Linked DNA regions of Mus musculus: region 2 is linked to region 1. Evidence: chromatin loops called from intact Hi-C (ENCODE). Cell type or tissue: left cerebral cortex. All regions are shown on one strand. Each heading gives the region's core, and the rest is flanking DNA. Links, peaks and the distances in the headings are about the cores only. Region 1 overlaps Slc6a5 (solute carrier family 6 (neurotransmitter transporter, glycine), member 5). Region 2 has its middle 170 kb from the start of Gm33015.

What was found. Hi-C counts contacts between places; a loop is a spot of excess contacts. Peaks named below come from ENCODE experiments on the same cell type or tissue, not always from the same donor. Only the 100,000 strongest peaks of a DNase experiment are listed, where the experiment ranks them.
Region 2: it touches region 1 in a loop (2.9-fold over the local background); 2 of 42 quality-filtered maps call a loop at or near these places.

Annotation. Positions count from the first base shown.
Region 1 is chr7:49,948,467-49,960,373 of GRCm38, reverse strand. It overlaps Slc6a5 (solute carrier family 6 (neurotransmitter transporter, glycine), member 5), which reads right to left. Exons shown (of 16, transcript NM_001146013.1): 14 at 8,870-8,970; 15 at 3,809-3,976; 16 at 881-1,105. The coding sequence ends at 950. Among named protein-coding and RNA genes, the nearest start is that of Nell1, 21 kb to the left of the region's middle. In left cerebral cortex, for the core only: a CTCF peak has its summit at 6,676 (motif pointing left); a DNase peak (open chromatin) is centred at 6,591.
Region 2 is chr7:51,264,494-51,276,400 of GRCm38, reverse strand. No RefSeq gene overlaps it. Among named protein-coding and RNA genes, the nearest start is that of Gm33015, 170 kb to the left of the region's middle. In left cerebral cortex, for the core only: CTCF peaks have their summits at 5,662 (motif pointing right) and 9,334 (motif pointing left); DNase peaks (open chromatin) are centred at 5,671, 9,326, 10,068 and 10,309.

The sequences.
Region 1 (11,907 bases), core at 2,392-10,391:
CTACACCTTATAGAAAGTGACTTGGAGGCAAAGAGACAGCATAACATGATACTGAACCATGGTGCCAAAGACACCATGCAGATACAATGGCGATACAAAGGCTGACATGCAAATCAAAGCATGGCTTCTTGTGCAGAGAGTGAAAGAGAAGACCCAGAGCATTAACTCTTCAGTGTCATTATTACAGAAGGGGGGGAGAGGAGGGTGAAAGGGAGGGAAGGGAGAGAAGAAAGGAAGAGAGAAGGAAGGAAGGAAGGAAGGAAGGAAGGAAGGAAGGAAGGAAGGAAGGAAGGAAAGCTATGGCGAGAGAATGGACAGTCCCTTCAGATCCACGGCATAGAGGGATGAAGCTTCTAAATGCATGGTATATTTAGTCAAAATAAAGGAAATGAATACACAGATCAAACCACTCAGCGGTGGCCAAGTCTATCTACCAGCCATGTCTGCATCCAAAATAATTGCCAGCTCTGCCATCCGGCTAAACATACCTGACCTGAACTTCCAGCTTCTGAATGAGATCACTGTGTTGCCCAGATCAGCTGGACGGTGCTGATGAGTCTGGAAAGTCTGCATTCTCCCCGTGCCCTACTCTCTCCTTCCGGCAATGAGAAGACACAACGCAATTTCTCTACTGCCAAACCAACCACGTACCTGCCAGCATCCACCTGGTCAACCCATCCTGCAGGATGAAGGAAGAAACCTGACCAGGGGGCCAACCCTTCCAGAAACTGATAACACAGACAACAGACAGACAGCGCTATCAGTGGCCTGTGTGGCTCTCGCTACGGCATGCTACGCTATGTCCTACTTTTCTATGGAACACTCTCATGCACAGCTGTGAACCGAAGTGTGGGGAGAAAGAAGAAAATTGGGAATAAATCTGGGGAAAGTGTGAAGGGGAGGCAGAGAGGAAGCCCGGGAGTAATACCGGACCATCCACACGACTGGACTAGCACTGAGTGCCCAGTTCCAAATCCTTCACGGGCAGCTTGAGTCCCAGCGACGAAGTTCCCAAGGGGTCGATCATATTCTTGTAGCGTTCCCCGCGGTGCTGAGCTAAGAATGGGCCCCAGTCGGGCTGTGGCGAGCATACCAACTTCAGCCTCTGCAAAGAAGGCAAAGACCCATAGTTACAATATGAACTCGCCTTCCTCCCCTTGGCACCGCTAGCCATCCCCAAAAGACTAGGTACCATTTCCTCAGATCCACCACTGAAGTCAAGAGCCCCTCCCCCTCGCCTCACAGTGAGGGAGATGAGCCAGCATTTATTAACCAGGCCAAGAACAGGAAAAGCAAGACTAGGTTTGGTTCTCTTGAAATCATCACCCTGAAAGCAACTTTGTGATTGCTCCATGTTTCCCGTGCATACGATGAGTAGAGGACAAAGGGCCCAGATTTTAATTATACATCTCCACCCACCAAGTTGAGAGAGCTCCCAAGCTCCTACTTCTGCTCTCAACAGCAAAAGCCATGGGCTCAATTACATTTGTTCTGGAGTCTCAGTGATGGGTTGCTACATCAAAAATAATTGGATTTTTTTTAGCATATTTCCCAAAAGTATACAAATGGCCAAGAAAAAAGCCAAACCCAAAGATACACCACCAAGCATGAACAAAAATTTTAATTGTCTGTTGAGTGTGTGTGTGTGTGTGTGTGTGTATACACATATGTGTATATATACATATATATTTATATACACATATACATATATGTGCGTATATATATGTTTCTGACTCAGATCAGCAGTGCAGGTTCATGTAGATAAGCTTAAAAATAATGGAGGTGTCTCTAGCTTCAACTGAAATTATTATTGAAAATAAAATCTGATAGAAACATATAGAGAAAGACAACTTATTTCCGACTATATAAGAGGGAATAATTATATGTTTATTACCTATTAAGGGAAAATCTGGTTCTTATAGCTGTTAGTTTAATGCCCCTTTAATCACCAGCTTGCAACCTTTGTGTCCCAAATTAACCATCATAAATTTGTACGGCCAACCCCATCAGTCTAGAGAATTTTAGGCTGCAACAGCAGCCGAGGTTACAGCAGGTTCCGGTTAGGGAAAGAGATTCCCGTGACCTCTGGTAGGAAGGTGGCTAAGAAGCGTGGTACGCTGGGGATAGGCTGGGCCAGAACTGCTTTACACCAGAGAATAATAAACAGAATTCTCTAGGGAAGAAAACCAGAATACATCTTAAACATGAGGACTCACTGTCATCCGGGGTCAGTGGAAACAAAGGCCACTTGCTTACCCACACCAAGTGAACACTTGTGTTGTGTGCTGGCCACGCCCTCACCCCTGCCCTGTCCCTCCCCACCAGCCTCTTCTTCATGTCAATCTAGCTGCCCAAGAGCAGACCCCACACAGCCATTCTCCACCCCAGTGAATAAGTATTTCTTTGTGATGGGCTCAGTGCTTCCCAAATCCGAACACGCAACCAAATCACTAGAAGATGAGGCCAAGCTCCATTCCCCTGAGCTCCGTGCAGTTGAGAGAACCTGGCTGTCTGCATTTGTGACAAGCTCCCAGGACGCCTCTAGATCAGACCCCAGGGCTCATGGAGGTCCAGATGTCTTCAGGATGCAGGCAGAGGTCATTCATTCTCAGCCCAGCTGGACAAATGACCGTTTCCTTTCCCTTGGAGACAGGATCTCCTATAGCCCAGGGTAGCCTAAAGTTCACACAGAGCTAAGGATAGCCTTGAACTCTTGATCCTCCTGCTTCTACTTCCCAAGTGCTAGAATTACAGGTACACTTGAACAAGTGACTTCTCATGAGTAACAAAAGCTGGGTGGCTCCTCAGTGGTGGCCGTCCCATTGTCTCTATGGAAAAGTCCCCTGAGCTCTGATCAGAACTGAGTGGTGTGCTAGTGAGCTTAGCCAGGTACAGTCATCTAGAAAGAGGCAACGGCAACTGAGGAATCGCCTCCTTCAGATGAGCCCATAGGCAAGTCCGTGGGGGCATTATCTTGATTAATGATTAATGTGGGAGGGCCTAACCCATGGTGACAGTGCCACCTCTGGGCAGATGGCCTCAAGTTACATAAGAAAACAAGCTGAGCAAGCCAGGAGGAACAAGCCAGGAAGTAGTCCTCTCCATGACCTCTCCTTCAGCTTCTATCTCTAGGTTCCTGCCTTGAGCTCCTACTCTGACTTCCTTCCCTCAGGGAAGATTGTGACTGGGCAATAATGAGATGAAATAGGCCCTTTCCTCCCTAAGCTGCTCCTGGTCATGATTTTATTGCAGCAACAGAAAGCTAACTATGACAGTTGGTAAGGGAAAGCAAGTCTCCCCTCGCACTAGCCACGCCCTGGACTGCATAGGACATGCTGAGAGTCGTCAAATGTCTAATCAGACATCCTTCACTCAGGAACAAAGGGAGCAGTGGTGACTTTAAGTCTAATGGCAATCAACATTTAGGAGGGAGGAAGCTTGGAGGCAGAGGGACACCAGAGAGGGGACCCCTGTGTTAAAAAATGAACTCCAAGATATAGATAGTAGCTGAGGAGGAGGGGATGGGAGCTCTGGGAAAGAGGAGGCATTCAGATTGCTCGTCCCAAGGCTGCCACCACTGTGAGGAACAGCACAGCTCACTCAGCCTGATGATTGACTGGTCTCCTCCACTACAGGAATAATATATAATTAAAATGAGTTTAATAGAATCAGTGGCAACTGGGATGACTTACTCACCCAGTATCCTTCTTGGATATGTTTACCGGATCTTTTTGTTTTTAATGCATAGAGCTTTTAGGATCTCTCCCTCGGGAGAGGCTAGCAGGGGGAAAGGAGCCAATAGAATTACCTCAATAAATCTCCCGGGAGCCAGATACATTTTTATCACGAACATAATCGGGATCCAGATAACGGAGCAGGCGAGCATCAGCCATCCAAGCACCATGGACCAGTTAGGGTAGCGGTAAGAGCCATAGGTCATGGGCTCCCACTGGTAGAAGCTGAAGCAAAGGATAAACTGAGAGAGAAGAGAAAGTTGCCTTAGGGTGATGGTGTGAGTCACTCACTCATTCAACACGCACGTACGGAACCCGGCCGCATGCTTCGCTCCTCTTGCCTTGTGTACACTCTCATCTCTCTGAAAGGGGGTTTTCCCAGTGAAGGAAGTAAAACCTCAAGATGGCGAAGGTGGAAACACAAACTCAGCTACTGCTCCTGTGTTTGTCCTCACACATGAAGTCAATGGCTACACCAGGAGAACATAGCACAGTGCCTGACAGCTGGGAGTTCTGAGGAGACTGACTGCACTACCATTGATAACTAAGCCTTTGTTATAATGGGGGGAATGATGTGCTAAATTTGTAGATCTCAATCCTTTTAATTGAATCCATTTGGCTTCCTTCTTGCACAAGGAATAGCCAACGTGTGAGGCTGCCTCTAAAGTTGGCTGTGTGAGATTCAACATGGTTCTTGGTCCCCCACAGGTGACTGATCTAGAAGCACAGTCCTATAATAAGCCATTGGTGGAGGGGGAGAGGGGGGAGGGGGAGGGGGAGGGGGAGGGAGATCACCAGTGACCCCAGAGACCTGAGCTAATGAGCTGTAGGGCCTCTCAGATTCTCAGCTACAAAATTGATTTATTTCACACCATGTATGCAGTGCTGGGATTCTCTGGGAGCAGAAGTCTGTATTTACTCCAGAGACCTTCCTCATTCTTAAAAGGTCATGATGTGGGTTTTGGCCGTTATCTGTGATCACATCGTACTTCGACCAGCAAGAGCTCTGAGATCCGTCCGAAGGCTTGGCTGGGCAGCTGAAGAGGGCCAAGGGAAGGCATAGGCTGAAGTCAGAGGCATCTGTATACAGAGCCAGGCTTCTGACAGCTCCAGCCCAGCCTGTGGAGACCATTTCTCAAGACAACATGATTCCGCGTATTCTTCTTGCCTGTGGCAGCATAAGCCTAGAATTATCCACGTACGCCCTTTCCCCGGCTCTATGTCTCTCTTCCTACCGTAAGCTGCAGTGTAACAAAATGATTGGAGGGAAATAGCAGGTGGGAGATTTTTGGAGAACTGCGAAGCCCGAGACAAACACAAAACATCCACACCAGTGCCTCAGCACCCAGGCTGCCAGGGCCAGGGACTTCTTTTCGGTGAAATTCATATGGTGATTCAAAGCAATGTAAGCCCAAAGACAAGGCTCCCGTGGAAAGCAAGGTCGACATTAGCCCCCCCCCTTTCCAACTTTTGCCCCTGAGTCATAAGTTTTATTAGCCAATCTATTGGAAGTATGGCCCGATGTCATTATGGCATGCTGCTCTGTTTCATTTACTATATAAATAGCAATGCATCTGCTTATGTGTGTGCCTTCAGTAACGTGATCAGACTGTGCATATGATAATTGCATGAGGATATTTATGGCCCCATAAATCCATGACGGCACGTAGAAAAATGATGGATTTTATCTCAGAGGCCCTGAAGTGATTTAAACCCATAATCTCACCCTGGTCCAGGACCTGGAAGCTATCTCTGCTACGGAGGTAAATGGTAAAATACAAGCAGGGCAGAGACCTTTGACACCCATTTCCACTTCCGCAAATATCACATCAAACTTTTAGGCACAAGCCGGTTGCTTGCCATAAATTTCCCTCTGCCAGGTCAGCTTGGATGAGAGCCTGCACTGGGGTGGACTTTGCTTCCAAGTCCTGCCCACCTCTGCCTTTCCCAGCAACCAATGAGACACAGGAGACACACTGGTTGGAGACATCCCTACCTCCAAACAGCATAGAGAATCTGCTCAAGACAGTCTTAGGGTGTCTCCGCAGCTTCTGACGTGTAATCTACCGAATCACAGCAAAACTGAGAACTTCCCCAAGAATGAAATAAAAAATAATGAAATAGAATTCCTTCTCCCTGAGTTCGAAGACTTGACTTCTAACCCAAACAGGCCATGCTGTTCCTAGACTGTCAGAATGCAGAGGGCAAGCTTAAAGGCCACCCTAGCTCTACGGCCTTGTGGCCTAGAGCAAGTCCCTTACCCTCTCTGAGCCTCAATGTACACATCTGTAAAATGGGGAGATGGCATGGGTGTAAACGATAAGGCCAATAAAGGGCCTGCCTTGAAACACACACAGCAGCAGGCGGATGGCCGTGTGATGCATCTCCACAGATTAAGGCAAAATTCTGACACTCTTCTGGGATGAAAAGAAAAGGAGGACAGAATATAGAACATATTGTAAAGCTGACTCTGCTGATAATAAACTACAAGGAATGAAAATGAGGGAAGTCAAGGGTCAACAGGGACAGGATTTGCTAACACAGCATATTCAGGCAACAGGCAACAGCATCATCTTCACACCCATAAGCTAAGCCGGCTTAGACACACTTCATTCATGAGCACCTGTCTTTAATATTGTTCAGGTCTCATGCCCCAACTCCAGCAGGGCTTTTCACACTACCAATATAGATGTGGGTAAGCTCTCGGTGTCCATACAGAAGACGGAGATTGTGGGATGGATTTTCTGTCTAAACCTCTAGCTTTTCAGAAAGATATGGTTTAACTAGAACATACTCTCAGCAGATGGGGGAGGGGGGAAAGGCAAGCAAATGAAGAAAAAAAAATATATCTCCATTGCATCTGCTTTTATTCATTCTGCATCTTAAAAGAAGCTGGTGTCTGGTGGTGCAAAGCGGGCTCTCTAGCTGGTTTCTAGTGCCACCTACTGGGATAAGTAAAAATTACATGTACTCACTGATAACTGGATATTAGCCCAAAACTTAGGATACACAAGATATAAGATACAATTTGCCAAATGCATGAAACTCTAGAAGAATGAAGACCAAAGTGTGGACACTGTGCCCCTTCTTAGAATTGGGAACAAAACACCCATGGAAGAAGTTACAGAGAAAAAGTTTGGAGCTGTGACAAAAGGATGAACCATCTAGAGACTGCCATATCTAGGGATCCACCCCATAATCAGCTTCCAAACGCTGACACCATTGCATACACTAGCAAGATTTTACTGAAAGGACCCAGATATAGCTGTCTCTTGAGAGACTATGCCGGGGCCTAGCAAACACAGAAGTGGATGCTCACAGTCAGCTATTGGATGGATCACAGGGCTCCCAATGGAGGAGCTAGAGAAAGTACCCAAGGAGCTAAAGGGACCTGCAACCCTATAGATGGAACAATATTATGAACTAACCAGTACCCCAGAGCTCTTGACTCTAGCTACATATGTATCAAAAGATGGCCTAGTCGGCCATCACTAGAAAGAGAGGTCCATTGGACACACAAACTTTATATGCCCCAGTACAGGGGAACGCCAGGGCCAAAAAATGGGAATGGGTGGGTAGGGGAGTGGGGGGGGAGGGTATGGGGTGCTTTTGGGATAGCATTGGAAATGTAATTGAGGAAAATGCATAATAAATAAAAAAATTACAGGCAACTTCCTCCAGGCTTTCTCAATAAGTCAGAAAAAGACAAAATCCCCATAAGTCAGAAAAAGACAAAAAGCAAGCAGAGGAGGGGGAAGACAAAATCTCTGCAGATTTGCTTGGGGAAAAAAGTGAAGCCACGCTGATAGCTTCGGGCACAATAAGGAGGGTTACAGGTGTGAGTTTAAGTCTGTATAGACTACAGGCATATCTGTGGCTCTGTTCATTAAGAAAGGGAATGTCAGATGATCTCAAAACTCCTTCCCCACACTTGAAGGTGACAACATGGCTCTCAAAAGCTATAAAAATCAGCAGTAAATGCCTGATTAAAGCTGCATTAATTGTAGAGTAGGCACATTGAGAATGGTTAGGAGCCAGAACATGTGGGTTCAAATTCAGACTATTGCTAACTATTGTACATTCAATGCTAGTTCAGTCACATAACTCCAAGCTTCGGGTTCCCTGTGATACTTAGTTTTAATTGTTCCCTTGACACCACCTAGAATCGCTTAGAAAGGAGTCTCAATGAAGAATTGCCTAGATCAGGTTGGCCTGTGGGGTTGGCCTTGCTTATGTTAGTTGATGTGAGAAGATGTAGTCCACTGTAGGCAGCTTCATTCCCTAGGCAGAGGGATCTCATATTACAGAAATCAGGGGCTGGAGAAAGAGCTCAAAGTGTTAAGAGCATGTGCTGCTCTTACAAAGGATTGGAATTTGGCTCACAGCTCACAGCCACCTGAACTCCAGCTCCAGGGGATCCAATGGGACTTCTGGACTCTTCAGGCTCCCACATGCACCTGCACATACATGCACACAGACACACACAGGCACACGTGTAAGGAAATAGTAGAAGAGATCCTTTTCTGAAAAGTGGAAAGCTAGCTGGGCACGAACAAACATGGGTGCCATCATTTCTCTCTGCCTTTGACTGAGTGTACCCAGCTGCTTCAAGCTCCTGATACTATGGCTTCCCTGCTATGATGAACTACAACCTGGAACTGTAAGTGGAAATAAACCCTTCTGTCCCCTGAGCTGTTTTTGTTAGGTTATCTTATCATGGCAACTGAAAAGGAAAGAGGACATTCCCCTTCTGCAAGACAAAGATCACTACACCAGCCTGGCAGGACTGCTGAGAGAGAGCCCTATACACCAGTCACCCAGAACAAAATCTGAACCATGGTAAATGTGTGGCCTACTTGGCTGTTGACTGCTATCTGCTAGCACAAGAGGCAGACGGATATAATGTGTGTGCCCTACACAGATGTGCTTGGTCAATCCTAGCTCCATCCCTGACCAGCCAGATACCTGGAGTTCAGTCGCTTCTCCTTTCTGGCCTACAGTACACTCGCCTTGGAAGACAAGGCCAATACCCATCCCACCAGCTCCCCAGCCTCACCAGGAGGCACACATGTATTCAAAGGTGGTAAAGCACTGACATGCAGGAGAGGCTGTGAGAGAAAGCATTCAGCCCTTACAGTCAAAATGGTCGGTGTGACGAATGCCCAGCAGACTTTCCAGAAAATGTTGGGCTTGAATCCAATCATCATCTCGATGTCTTCACAGAATCTCTGCAAGCCTGCAGAGAGACAGCAGAGGCCATGTGTGAGGTACAGTGGGCAGGGGTAGCGGGGGAGCCTGCAGAGAGACAGCAGAGGCCATGTGTGAGGTACAGTGGGCAGGGGTGGCGGGGGAGCCTGCTGAGAGACAGCAGAGGCCATGTGTGAGGTACAGTGGGCAGGGGTACGGGGGGAGCCCCTCACTCAACAACCTTGGCTAAGGAAGAACCCAACTTAGGTCACCATAACCCCTGTTTCCCTGAGACAGGAAACTATCAGACAGATAACTCACTGTCAGGAATACTGAGGCTAACTGAATGTTGAAATAGATGCTAAACACTCTCTGCAGTGAGGTTCAGAGCTGCCATGGCAACATCTCCAGAGCTTAGTTCCAGGTCCCCTGGCAGTGGCATGTGCATGGGCTTGGTCTGCTTGATGTCAAGTCTAGCAGAGGAAAAGATTTCGGTAAACCAAGAGACCATATTATAAAAGGCTCAGCACTTAGCAAGTCTCTGTGGCCTGGGGTGGTGCCTCTCACCCTCCGGAGAGCATTTCCATTGCATCCACCTTGCTCTGCCTAGAGTCTGGTGACAGCTACAGGTGAAAAGCAATGTTAATCCCAAGTGGCCAGCACTCACTTAAGCTGGAACTCAATGACTGTTGTCTGCTCTGAAACTTCACTAACGTAAAATGTAAAGGAGACAGCCATACACCCATAGAGCCACCCTCCTGGCAACCTCTTAGTTTAGGAGGGCACTGGAGTGCTGCTTCGGAGGCAAGGCACTGATAACAGAAGTGGAACCCATCAGAAATGGGGGTTCAATATGCAAACGGGACCTGATAGCTTCCTGAGTACAGGTCACCACATTGCAGTGATCCCCAGACTTCCTAATGCTGCCACCCTTTAATCCAGTGGCCCGTGTTGTGGTAAACCACCCCCCCCCACCAGCCATAAAATTATTTCATCACTACTTGATAACTCTGACTTTGCTACTGTTATAAATTGTAATGTAAATATCTGTGTGTTCTGATGGTCTTAGGTAACTCCTATGAAAGGCTCAATCCCCAGAAGGGGTCTCAGCCCACAGGTTGAGGACCACTGCTGTTTTGGGGGATGTCTAAAAACTCATCCTGATGTATCCAAGATGTGTTCCTCACAGAGGAGGCCCTGATATACTGATGACCGAACCACAAAGTCATATGACCATCACGGAAAACCTAGAGATTTCTCAAAAAAAATAAAAAAATAAAAATAAAAAGAGGTTAATGGAGTACCAGGAAAATTAGCATAGCCCATTGACGGAAGTACTTGGGGTTTACTCATTCCTTCACAGCCAGATTTGCTTAAGGTTTGGGAGAGACGATTTAACTTCTAAAACTAGGCATATTAAAAGGTGCCTGGTTTAATTGTTTTCAAGCCTTGCTGAATAGGCCTGTTATACCAGAAAGGGCTTTGGGAATGTGCCTTTTGTGGCAATTAGCAGTTAGGAACTGGGTAAAAGGAGCTAGTCTATGCCCATGGGCATGACTGCAGACAAGCTATAAGTGCAACGATCAAACTCTCCCTGAAATGGGGGGATGGTCTCGAGTCTTTAAAAAAATTCCCCTTCAACTCTCATCTGGACGTAATTGCAAGACTGGAGAGATGGCTCTGTGGTTAAGAGCACAAACAGCTTTTGTAAAGATCCAGAGTTTGACATTTCCAACCCCTCCCCGACCTCCCCTCCCACCCCCAGCACTCACACCAGGTGGCTCACAACCACCCATAACTCCAGCTCCAGGGGATCTGATGCCCTCTTCTGACCTCCATGCCCATAACACTGGTGCACATAGTCATACTCAGACACACATATACTGCACACGAGACTTTGTTTTGTTCTGTTCCGTTTGCTTTTTGAGACAGGGTTTCTCTGTGTAGTCCTCTGGCTATCCTGGAACTTTGTAGACCAGGCTACCAACCTCTGCCTCCCCGGTGCTAGGTTTAAAGGCAGGTGCCACCGTGCTCAGTAATTTTTTTTAATTAATAATTGTAGCCTCTTCCTGTTTCTAGGGTGAATAAATTTTACATGAAAGATTTTCATTTTCGATCCTGATTTTCTGCTCTATTTTATTTCTTTTTTATTTTAATGCGATTTCCAGGAAATCTAATAACTTTTGCATACCTGCCAGTATGAGACCAACAATCAAGGCACTCTTCCCAGGGCACACAGAAGTTGGGGAGTGTGTTGTCCTCCTTTTGGAGATCAGAGCTCTGCAAACACTTCTAGCATCCCCACATGATGATCTGGGGGCACCTCTATTCCAAGCAATTCATTTCACTTATTTTTCTCTTAGAACAAAGTTTCTATCTCTTCAGCGACTACAAGACTATTAGATCATTGAACCCTGAAACTTTTTTTTTCCCTAATAGTTGCTATGTGGCCTTATCCAGTGACCATTCTAAGATGTCTAATCACAAAGGAGTCAGCAGTACCTGAGCCAAACTGGACAGACTAACCAGGAGGGCCCTGGTGTGACCTCTACGACACATACTTGTGCACAAAGGGTGGAGATGGCTGCCATCCTTTATCCTTGATAATAGCTCTAGTGGATGGGTTGCATGTTGCTATGGTGATGGCAGAACTAGTAAACCATTAGGGAACTGAAAGTTTCTTTGCTGAGAAAATCCGGGACTTAGATACTGTATGGCAAGTTCCCCCCAGGTGCTTATCAAGATTGGAAGGCTCTATGATCGAGTGGCCTTTGGTATCCTGGGGTTGTGGGGAGCCACCCTTCACCTCAAGCACATGGGCAGTGATACTGCCAACACGGAGAATAATCCCACACCAGCAAAGGAGCCCACTGGCCACAGGCATTAACTGTGCCAGCCCATACCCAAAACCAGGTCCTACGATCTTCTGGCATACACTGCTAAGATTCACAGTCAGGCACCTTTGGTTTCTCATTTAATTTCCTCA
Region 2 (11,907 bases), core at 2,558-10,557, 1.3 Mb before region 1:
GGTTTGGGTACGTTGTGGCTTCATTTTCATTAAACTCTAAAAAGTCTTTAATTTCTTTCTTTATTCCTTCCTTGACCAAGGTATCATTGAGAAGAGTGTTGTTCAGTTTCCATGTGAATGTTGGCTTTCTGTTATTTATTTTGTTATTGAATATCAGCCTTAGTGCATGGTGGTCTGATAGGATACATGGGACAATTTCAATATTTTTGAATCTGTTGAGGCCTGATTTGTGACCTATTATGTGGTCAATTTTGGAGAAGGTACCATGAGGTGCTGAGAAGAAGGTATATCCTTTTGTTTTAGGGTAAAATGTTCTGTAGATATCTGTCAGATCCATTTGTTTCATCATTTCTGTTAGTTTCAGTGTGTCCCTGTTTAGTTTCTGTTTCCATGATCTGTCCATTGGTGAAAGTGGTGTGTTGAAGTCTCCCACTATTATTGTGTGAGGCGCAATGTGTGCTTTGAGCTTTACTAAAGTTTCTTTAGTGAATGTGGCTGCTCTTGTATTTGGAGCATAGATATTCAGAATTGAGAGTTCCTCTTGGAGGATTTTACCTTTGATGAGAATGAAGTGTCCCTCCTTGTCTTTTTTGATGACTTTGGGTTGGAAGTCAATCTTATCAGATATTAGGATGGCTACTCCTGCTTGTTTCTTCATACCATTTGCTTGGAAAATTGTTTTCCAGCCTTTCATTCTGAGGTAGTGTCTATCTTTTTCTCTGAGATGAGTTTCCTGTAAGCAGCAAAATGTTGGGTCTTGTTTGTGTAGCCAGTTTGTTAGTCTATGTCTTTTTATTGGCGAGTTGAGACCATTGATGTTAAGAGATATTAAGGAAAAGTAATTGTTGCTTCCTGTTATTTTAGTTGTTAAAGGTGGCATTCTGTTCTTGTGGCTGTCTTCTTTTAGGTTTGTTGAGGGATTACCTTCTTGTTTTTTCTAGGGCGTTGTTCCCGTTCTTGTATTGGTTTTTTTCTGTTATTATCCTTTGAAGGGCTGGATTCGTGGAGAGATAATGCGTGAATTTGGTTTTGTCGTGGAATACTTTGGTTTCTCCCTCTATGATAATTGAGAGTTTGGCTGGGTATAGTAGCCTGGGCTGCAGTTTGTGTTCTCTTAGTGTCTGTATAACATCTGTCCAGGCTCTTCTGGCTTTCATAGTCTCTGGTGAAAAATCTGGTGTAATTCTGATAGGCTTGCCTTTATATGTTACTTGACCTTTTTCCCTTACTGCTTTTAGTATTCTATCTTTATTTAGTGCATTTGATGTTCTGATTATTATGTGTCGGGAGGAATTTCTTTTCTGGTCCAGTCTATTTGGAGTTCTGTAGGCTTCTTGTATGTTCATATGCATCTCATTCTTTAGATTTGGGAAGTTTTCTTCAATAATTTTGTTGAAGATGTTTGCTGGACCTTTGAGTTGAAAATCTTCATTCTCATCCACTCCTATTATCCGTACGTTTGGTCTTCTTATTGTGTCCTGGATTTCCTGGATATTTTGAGTTAGGATCTTTTTGCATTTTCCATTTTCTTTGATTGTTGTGCCGATGTTCTCTATGGAATCTTCTGCACCTGAGATTCTCTCTTCCATCTCTTGTATTCTGTTGCTGATGCTCAAATCTATGGTTCCAGATTTCTTTCCTAGGGTTTCTATCTCTAGTGTTGCCTCGCTTTGAGTTTTCTTTATTGTGTCTACTTCCCTTTTTAGGTCTAGTATGGTTTTGTTCATTTCCATCACCTGTTTGTATGTTTTTTCCTCTTTTTCTGTAAGGACTTCTACCTGTTTGATTGTGTTTTCCTGTTTTTCTTTAAGGACTTGTAACTCTTTAGCAGTGTTCTCCTGTATTTCTTTAAGTGATTTATTAAAGTCCTTCTTGATGTCCTCTACCATCATCATGAGATATGCTTTTAAAATGAGTTGGGTAGAATACCTTCTACTTCTATCTTGTGAAAAAGTTTGTGCAGAACTGGAGTTAGATCTTCTTTGAAGGTCTGATAGAACTCTGCACTAAACCCGTCTGGTCCTGGGCTTTTTTTGGCTGGGAGACTATTAATAACTGCTTCTATTTCTTTAGGGGATATGGGACTGTTTAGAAGGTCAACTTGATCCTGATTCAACTTTGGTACCTGGTATCTGTCCAGAAATTTGTCCATTTCGTCCAGGTTTTCCAGTTTTGTTGAGTATAGCCTTTTGTAGAAGGATCTGATGGTGTTTTGGATTTCTTCAGGATCTGTTGTTATGTCTCCCTTTTCATTTCTGATTTTGTTAATTAGGATTTTGTCCCTGTGCCCTTTAGTGAGTCTAGCTAAGGGTTTATCTATCTTGTTGATTTTCTCAAAGAACCAACTCCTCGTTTGGTTAATTCTTTGAATAGTTCTTCTTGTTTCCACTTGGTTGATTTCACCCCTGAGTTTGATTATTTCCTGCCGTCTACTCCTCTTGGGTGAATTTGCTTCCTTTTTTTCTAGAGCTTTTAGATGTGTTGTCAAGCTGCTAGTATGTGCTCTCTCCCGTTTTTTCTTGAAGGCACTCATAGCTATGAGTTTCCCTCTTAGAAATGCTTTCATTGTGTCCCAAAGGTTTGGGTACGTTGTGGCTTCATTTTCATTAAACTCTAAAAAGTCTTTAATTTCTTTCTTTATTCCTTCCTTGACCAAGGTATCATTGAGAAGAGTGTTGTTCAGTTTCCATGTGAATGTTGGCTTTCTGTTATTTATTTTGTTATTGAAGATCAGCCTTAGTGCATGGTGATCTGATAGGATACATGGGACAATTTCAATATTTTTGAATCTGTTGAGGCCTGATTTGTGACCTATTATGTGGTCAATTTTGGAGAAGGTACCATGAGGTGCTGAGAAGAAGGTATATCCTTTTGTTTTAGGGTAAAATGTTCTGTAGATATCTGTCAGATCCATTTGTTTCATCACTTCTGTTAGTTTCAGTGTGTCCCTGTTTAGTTTCTGTTTCCATGATCTGTCCATTGGTGAAAGTGGTGTGTTGAAGTCTCCCACTATTATTGTGTGAGGCGCAATGTGTGCTTTGAGCTTTACTAAAGTTTCTTTAGTGAATGTGGCTGCTCTTGTATTTGGAGCATAGATATTCAGAATTGAGAGTTCCTCTTGGAGGATTTTACCTTTGATGAGAATGAAGTGTCCCTCCTTGTCTTTTTTGATGACTTTGGGTTGGAAGTCAATCTTATCAGATATTAGGATGGCTACTCCTGCTTGTTTCTTCATACCATTTGCTTGGAAAATTGTTTTCCAGCCTTTCATTCTGAGGTAGTGTCTATCTTTTTCTCTGAGATGAGTTTCCTGTAAGCAGCAAAATGTTGGGTCTTGTTTGTGTAGCCAGTTTGTTAGTCTATGTCTTTTTATTGGCGAGTTGAGACCATTGATGTTAAGAGATATTAAGGAAAAGTAATTGTTGCTTCCTGTTATTTTAGTTGTTAAAGGTGGCATTCTGTTCTTGTGGCTGTCTTCTTTTAGGTTTGTTGAGGGATTACCTTCTTGTTTTTTCTAGGGCGTTGTTCCCGTTCTTGTATTGGTTTTTTTCTGTTATTATCCTTTGAAGGGCTGGATTCGTGGAGAGATAATGCGTGAATTTGGTTTTGTCGTGGAATACTTTGGTTTCTCCCTCTATGATAATTGAGAGTTTGGCTGGGTATAGTAGCCTGGGCTGCAGTTTGTGTTCTCTTAGTGTCTGTATAACATCTGTCCAGGCTCTTCTGGCTTTCATAGTCTCTGGTGAAAAATCTGGTGTAATTCTGATAGGCTTGCCTTTATATGTTACTTGACCTTTTTCCCTTACTGCTTTTAGTATTCTATCTTTATTTAGTGCATTTGATGTTCTGATTATTATGTGTCGGGAGGAATTTCTTTTCTGGTCCAGTCTATTTGGAGTTCTGTAGGCTTCTTGTATGTTCATATGCATCTCATTCTTTAGATTTGGGAAGTTTTCTTCAATAATTTTGTTGAAGATGTTTGCTGGACCTTTGAGTTGAAAATCTTCATTCTCATCCACTCCTATTATCCGTACGTTTGGTCTTCTTATTGTGTCCTGGATTTCCTGGATATTTTGAGTTAGGATCTTTTTGCATTTTCCATTTTCTTTGATTGTTGTGCCGATGTTCTCTATGGAATCTTCTGCACCTGAGATTCTCTCTTCCATCTCTTGTATTCTGTTGCTGATGCTCAAATCTATGGTTCCAGATTTCTTTCCTAGGGTTTCTATCTCTAGTGTTGCCTCGCTTTGAGTTTTCTTTATTGTGTCTACTTCCCTTTTTAGGTCTAGTATGGTTTTGTTCATTTCCATCACCTGTTTGTATGTTTTTTCCTCTTTTTCTGTAAGGACTTCTACCTGTTTGATTGTGTTTTCCTGTTTTTCTTTAAGGACTTGTAACTCTTTAGCAGTGTTCTCCTGTATTTCTTTAAGTGATTTATTAAAGTCCTTCTTGATGTCCTCTACCATCATCATGAGATATGCTTTTAAATCTAGGTCTAGGTTCTCAGGTGTGTTGGGGTTCCCTGGACTGGGCGAAGTGGGTGTGCTGGGTTCTGGTGATGGTGAGTGGTCTTGGTTCCTGTTAGTAAGATTCCTCCGTTTACCTTTCGCCATCTGGTAATCTCTGGAGTTAGTAGTTATAGTTGACTCTGTTTAGAGATTGTTCTTCTGGTGATTCTGTTACTGTCTATCAGCAGACCTGGGAGACAGATTCTCTCCTCTGAGTTTCAGTGCTCAGAGCACTCTCTGCTGGCAAGCTCTCTTACAGGGAAGGTGCGCAGATATCTTGTATTTGGACCTCCTCCTGGCCGAAGAAGAAGGCCCAAAACAGGACCTTTCTCAGACACTGTGTTGCTTTGGCAGTTCCCAGGTGGTACAGACTCTCACCTAAGCAGACTAAATTCCTAAGTTCCTTGGAGTCCCGGGACCAAGATGGCGACCGCTGCTGCTGTGGCTTAGGCCACCTCCCCTGCCGGGTGGGCACCTGTCCTCCGGTCCGGAAGGTGGCCGGCTGTCCCCGGCCCACACAGGGTGCTGCCTCAGCGCCTCTGTGCTTCTGCCTGTTCCAGAAGCTGTCAGGTTCTCTGGCGCACCCTCTCACCTGTTCAGACTAATTTCCTAAGTTCGGCGGGTCTCGGACCAAGATGGCGACCGCTGCTGCTGTGGCTTAGGCCGCCTCCCCAGCCGGACGGGCACCTGTCCTCCGGTCCGGACGGTGGAGCAGCCACCATCTTGTACATTCGACCAACGGGGACTGAGACAACTACAGGAGGATTGCAGCTGACTGCCCTGGCTCCTAGAGACCGACACTTCCTGGGACTGTTCACAACAGTTCATACCAGACATTACAAGGTTCTGTTCCAAACAGTTTGTACCAGACCTTTTTGATATCACAAGGCTCAAGAGGCAAAGCAGCTGACCCACAGCTGATTTAACAGCTGGAGAGAAGCCAGGGCAGGCAGCGGGTTTGGGGCGAGGAAACACACGCTAACGGAGGGTGATAGGCCTTGTATGGAACCAGAGAAGGGAAACTGTACGCACTGATTGTCAGAGACGTTTTGGAAATTTCTAGGGAGCTGACAGGTCTTCAAAGTTCCACTTCTTCCTTACTGCCAAGGCCTGAGGAATCTGAGCTGGTGGTGCCAACACTTGCAAGAGAACTGCAACACTAGAGGGCGCTATGTGATGCTGCTTCCACCAGCTCCTAGTCCAAGGAGAGGGAGGCTTTCCTTTTCTACTTAGAATATTTGTCCTCATACAGCGCCCCCGCCCCCACCGATGCAACAACCCCACCGCCTTTCACCTGCCACCCTGTACGCTCTCATTGTCCCTGGCTGCATGTCAGATCCTCATTATGAAAGAGAGACAAGTCAAAGCTGCACTACACTAAAGTTCTGCAGATGTGAGCCACTCCGGAGAACAAGATACACAGCTCTCTGTTTTATTTCTAGGAACTGTGTGTAAAGCTATCATTATCTTAATATGAAAGGTGTAGTAAAAAAGCAAGACAGTGTTTTCCATTAAGCAACTGAGGATTCTTAGAGAGATGGGAGGAAAGGTGGAAGAAACAGACAAATCTATAATCCTATTAACAGGTTTCCGTGCATGAAGAGCTGACCACGAGCAAGCAAGGGGAAATATGCTTAGCGTAACACTGCCCCTTACAAGCCAGAGGTGTTGAGTTCACGAGAGATTCCAGTGAGTCAGCTCAGTGTAACTGTGGAGAAAACACTTAACCTGCCTATGGAAGAATGTTCAGTAGTTTGAGGAGGGCAGGCTCCAACTCCTGATCCCCCCAAAGGAAACATAACCTATGAAGACAGGTAAACACATAAACTGAGTGTAGAGATGCTTGGAGGTGAGGTAGGAGGGTCAGGGTTCAAGGTCATCACTAGGTACATAGAGAGCCTGAAAGCTAGACTGAGCTACTGAAATGCTGCCTTAAAAGAATATAAAGCAAGGTTTAGAAACCGAACTCTAATTCCCAGTTTATTGTCCAAAGAGCATAGAGGAACGAACCAAGAAGATCTGCTAAAGCAGAAAGGCAGAAGTGTGAAGCTGGCATGCGGCAGGGCTCTTTGTCTTCCTCTTCCAGTCTCAGTTTGGCAGAAACTTCATTGTTTTTGTTTGTTTGTTTGTTCTGTTGTTTTTTGTTTGTTTTTTGAGACAGGGTTTCTCTGTATAGCCCTGGCTGTCCCGGAACTCACTTTGTAGACCAGGCTGGCCTCGAACTCAGCAATCTGCCTGCCTCTGCCTCCCAAGTGCTGGGATTAAAGGCCTGCACCACCATGCCCAACAGAAACTTCATTGTTATGGGGGTTATCCTTTCCTCCTCCTCCTCAACAGCCAGAGTCTTCACCGGAGGGAAAGGGAGCCACCAGTGTTCATCACTTCCCATAGTAATGTGAGTGTGTGACAGATGTTCAGAGACAGAGCAGGCCCTGTCCCGACACATCTGCTGCGCCAGAACTTTGCAATAGTGTGCTCTAAAGCTCTTCGCAAGGAAACCAGCCTTCCAGAAATAAAGAAAAACTGGGAACATTGAACAGTCAATAAGGTGCCTTCCGTGTGCATGCACTCCCACAAGCAGCACATGGGCACATGTGGTGCAGACACACCAGCAGAGGAGAAAAAAAATTTTAAAAGAAGGAAAAAAGGGGAAAGGCCAACAGAATCACGAAATTCCCTTAACTGGGGGCAAGCTGAATCACCATACAATGTGGCAAACCAAAACAAACAAAATAAAACCTAAACAGACAAAAAAACAACAGCTAAGTGAACTACTGGGACCATCAAAAACCTCAAACAGTGGCCTCTAAAACTGCCTTTGTTTGGTCTCAAAGTTAATTGACTCAGAACAAGCGGTTATTTAGAACCCAAGGGGACTTCCAAAATCCAGGAGTACTGCATTCTGTTGGCAATTCGTAATACTTAACAATTGTCTGCAAGAAAGGAAAGTGACCGTGAAAGACATTCCCAGGATAATTGGAATAGTTGTGCACTGGCCCCAAGGCTGCACCCTCTTAGGGCAAAAGCACACTACAAGGAGACAGACTCTCAGCTTGTTGCTAAGCAAAACTACCAAAAGGCAATCATGCCAAGAGTTAAGGGAATAGATACACACACCCCTCACGCAGTTGCTATACTATGATGTAACATAATTAAATATAATAGATGATATATTGGTATGAGTAGTGTAGCAAGCCATATAAAGTACAATTTTCTTATTATTTAGGAGTGATGGGGTAGTCTTAAAATTTACTATGTATGAATTGAGACCAGTATCAACCCAAACTAAGATTGTGTGCAAATTCCGCAAGTAACTTTGTTACTTTGTATGATAAATACAATATCAAATTTAAAAAAATGTGTTGAACAGTAGCTAAAGGTAACACTAGCAGAACTTATGACCACATCAACGTAAGAACGAGAGCAAGCATCCAGGTGCCTGGGAAAAAATTTCTGAGCCCACCTGATGTGGTTGCTGGGGGGAGTTGCGTGAGATTTTCAGGAATAATGTAGACCTAGTTGTGATAGGAAAAGTGTGTGTGTGGAAGGCAGACTCCATTCTAAACCTATGGTTTTATAATCCAGGGTGGGCATGAGGTATGATGATGAAATGGCCAGAAGCTGGAAACAACTCAGATGTCCCTCAACAGAGAAATGGATACAGAAAATGTGTGTGGTTCATTTACACAGCGGACTACTACTCAGCTATTAAAACAACGACTTTGTGAAATTCACAGACAAATGGATGGATCTAGAAAGTATCACCCTAAGTGAGGTAACTCGGTCACAAAAGAACACACATGGTATGTACTCACTGATAAGTGGATAGTAGGCAAAGAGTGTGGAATACCCACGATACAACTCGCAGACCATATAAAACTCAAGAGGAAGGAAGATCAAAGAGTGGATGCTTCAGTCCTACTTAGAAGGGGGAACAAAATAGTCAAGGGAAGTAGAGGATGGGAGGGACTTGGGAGGAAGAGAACAGGGGGAGGGGGGAAAGAGGGGCAGAAAAAGGTATGGGAGGAGAAGGAGGAGTGAACAGAGGGTCAGGAAATTGATCAAAGGTGTGTAGCAATGGAGGATGGGAAACTGGGAGTAGCAATCAGAAAGTCCCAGATGCCAGGAAAGCAAGAGTCTCCCAGGATCCAAAGGGGATGACATTAGCTGAAATGTCTCACAAAGAGAGGAAATATTCTGTTGAGACCATATCCAGAGGTTAGGCATGGCCCCTGGTTGAGGGATGGGGCCACCCACCCATCTCCAAAATTTTAACCCAGAATTGCTCCTGTCTAAAGGAAATACAGGGACAAAGAGTGGAACAGAGACTGAAGAAAAGGCCATCCAGAGACTGCCCCACCTGGGGATCCATCCCACATGCAGACACCAAACCCAGACACTATTGCTGATGCCAAGAAGTGCTTGCCGACAGGAGCCTGATATAACTGTCGCCTGAGAGGCTCTGCCATATCCTGACTAATACAGATGTGGATGCTTGCAGCCCAACCATCGGACTGAGGAGTTAGAGGAAGGACTGAGGGAGCTGAAGGGGACTTATCTGTCATCAATGGGAGGGGAGACCCTTGCTCCTGTGAAGGCTTGATGCCCCAGTATAGGGGAATGCTAGGGTGTTGAGGTAAGAGTGGGTGAGTGGGTGGGGGAGCACCCTCACAGAAGTAGTGTAAGGCGGATGGAGTAGGGGTTTTGCATAAGGGAAAACGAGAAAGGGGATAACATTTGAAATGTAAATAAATAAAATACACAATTAAAAAAAGAAGAAAGAAAATATCGACATTTATACCCACAGAGCTCCCCCTGCTGGATCCAGGAGCTGGACAGTGTCACAGAGACTCCTCACACCGTCATCACAACAGATGCATTATTCTAGCATTCTCTTTTGTCATACTTTTTATAATGTAGTTTTGCCACTTTTACCTCCTCATTATTCTGCTATCTCCCTTCCCCCTTCCCCTGACCCACTTCTGTCAGCAAGCCCCCGTGCCCACCCATCACTGTCAATTCTACTTAGTAGAATTAGCATCCCCTGAGTTTAGCAAGAGTCACTTGCCTGCACGTAGGTGAGAGATTATTAATGGATCATGTTACGTGTAGGTGCATCACTAAAGAAACTGATACTCCTTGCCCTAAGAAGCCAATAAGAAGGATAGAACAAGTCCCAGTCTTCGTTGTACCGACACAGTTCATTTGGACCAGTTACTAACTTTCAAGGGTCTAGTGACCTTGATCTTTTATTGCTTTCACCCTTGAGAACATTTGGCATCACAGGCATAGAAAGATAAACAAGCATATCTGCAAATATTCAGAAAATCCCCCTAGGAATAGTTCGATTTTACTTCATCATTTCTTTTTGTTGTTATTTTGCCGTTTTCTCTTTAGACTCATATTTGAGTTTGATATACACAGACTTCTTTCCAGCAAGCTGAAATGTATAAAAATCCTACTTCTTTACACTTCTAATTCCATCTGTTGAGCTAAAAGCCACCTGCTTTGGGTCCTTATGTTGCACTGATGCTCACATGAGCAGGTGCGTCTCTTGCTGTAGGCAGCATTCTTATCCCAGGACTACGTGAGAAGTGTAAGGTCACCTTTCTATTCATTGGGTATGCTATCTGACTCCATTGGGGAAACTTTTCCTGTTAAATTCCCCAGTCAAGTGCAGCCTGAGTCTGACCCCTGGTCTCCCTCCATGGAGCCCTCCTTACAATTTGACACACCACAGAGCAGTCAGACACACAAGTTAACGTTTTCATCCAGTCTAAGGTGGAAAGGATCCTTTCCATGTGTTTCCACCTTATGGGACACCCACACTCCTTCTGTCTCTTAAGTTCCAACCTTCTGGGTCTATCTCTTTTCAAGGTTTTATTTTGAGCATTGATGTTTTTACTCCATTCATATTTTTGCAAAGCTTCAGTAATAGTGGAAAAATTTTTAGTTAGCTTCTTATTGCTTCATCTAAAATTACCTATAGAGCTAAAAGCTAGAGGCTTCTAGTTGCAGACATGATCTGAAGGAAAGTAACAGGATTAAACACAATGAGATACTGTAGTCATTAATTTGTGGGTCTCTCTACACTATTGGACTGTATAGCCTTTTATTAAAAAAGACAATGGTTCTGATATCCTATTTTACTCAAGTATCTCTCAAGACAAGGCTCTACAGGGCTCACGTCAGTGGCGTAGAGAGCTTCTCTCAGCCATCCGGAGCTTGACCAGGATGCTGCTAGTATTATCTTTAGTTCACTTTCAGAAATACATTTTATTTGAGTTTGAATTAGCATACAAAATAACAGAATTCTTTATGGCATTTCATACATACTTATTTGGGTTGATACTCACCCAGATTCATATACAATAAATTGTAAGCCAGCCTTGACTATGTGAGATTATCTTACAACTTCCTAAAAAACAATAAAGTGGTATCTTATATAGTACAGTACCTGAATACCTGAACAATTAAATACACAATGTTTTATATTCTGTGTTTTATTTATTATATATTATATTACATTATAAGATATGCATGGAGCCAGGCTTGGTGACGATTTCTCATAATTCTAGCACTTGGGAGGCAGAGCAGGAGGGTCAGAAAGTCTAGCCTGGCTACATAGGAAATGCTATCATAATCTACCAGTCAATAGTTAATAGACATAGATGTGGAAATGATTCAGATGTAGGAGTCAGAGACTGAAGCTCTGCCACCTAAGGCCAAGGAAAAGCTGAAGGGGAAAGGAAGAGCCCTCCCTCAGAGCGTCAGAGGCCATGTGATCCCAACAGCATCTCCATTAATCCAAGGTACTTCCACTCTTTTAACCCCCAGTTTGAAGTAACTTGTAGTTTGTGTTTATCATAGCCAAGACTGCCATTGGTAATTACAATGGCAGCAATATGGGGAGGGGCTAGGGTGAAGTGAGTGCACTATGCTTTGTTAATTATGGCCCTGACCTTCAAGAAAACCATGCCTTTAGAAGCTATTTATCTGCTACAAAGGAAGTTTTTCTTCGCTCTGGAGATTGATGCTGCTTATTTATGCAGTTAAGAAAGAACTAAAGTCTGAATCCAGCCTGAAGGGGGAAAATGGAAGGACCTAAGGAAGTCAAAGCATAATGTCTTGATGTGATGTCTGGATTATTTAATAAAATGCAGGGTCCTCCCTCCTCCATCTGAATAATTTCTAACAAACAGCAATGTGATTCTCTTCTGTACACCTTTCTGGTATTCACAAACAGAGATGGACTTTCCATACATATTTATGGGAAAAATTTTCCTTTGTACACATTCAAACCCCTTGCTTGATGGTCTGGAGTTAGATTTCTGGTATACTGTTCCATGTCAAGGGCACGGCAGCCTTTGAGCAGATGATTCTGCTATCTGCAGAAACA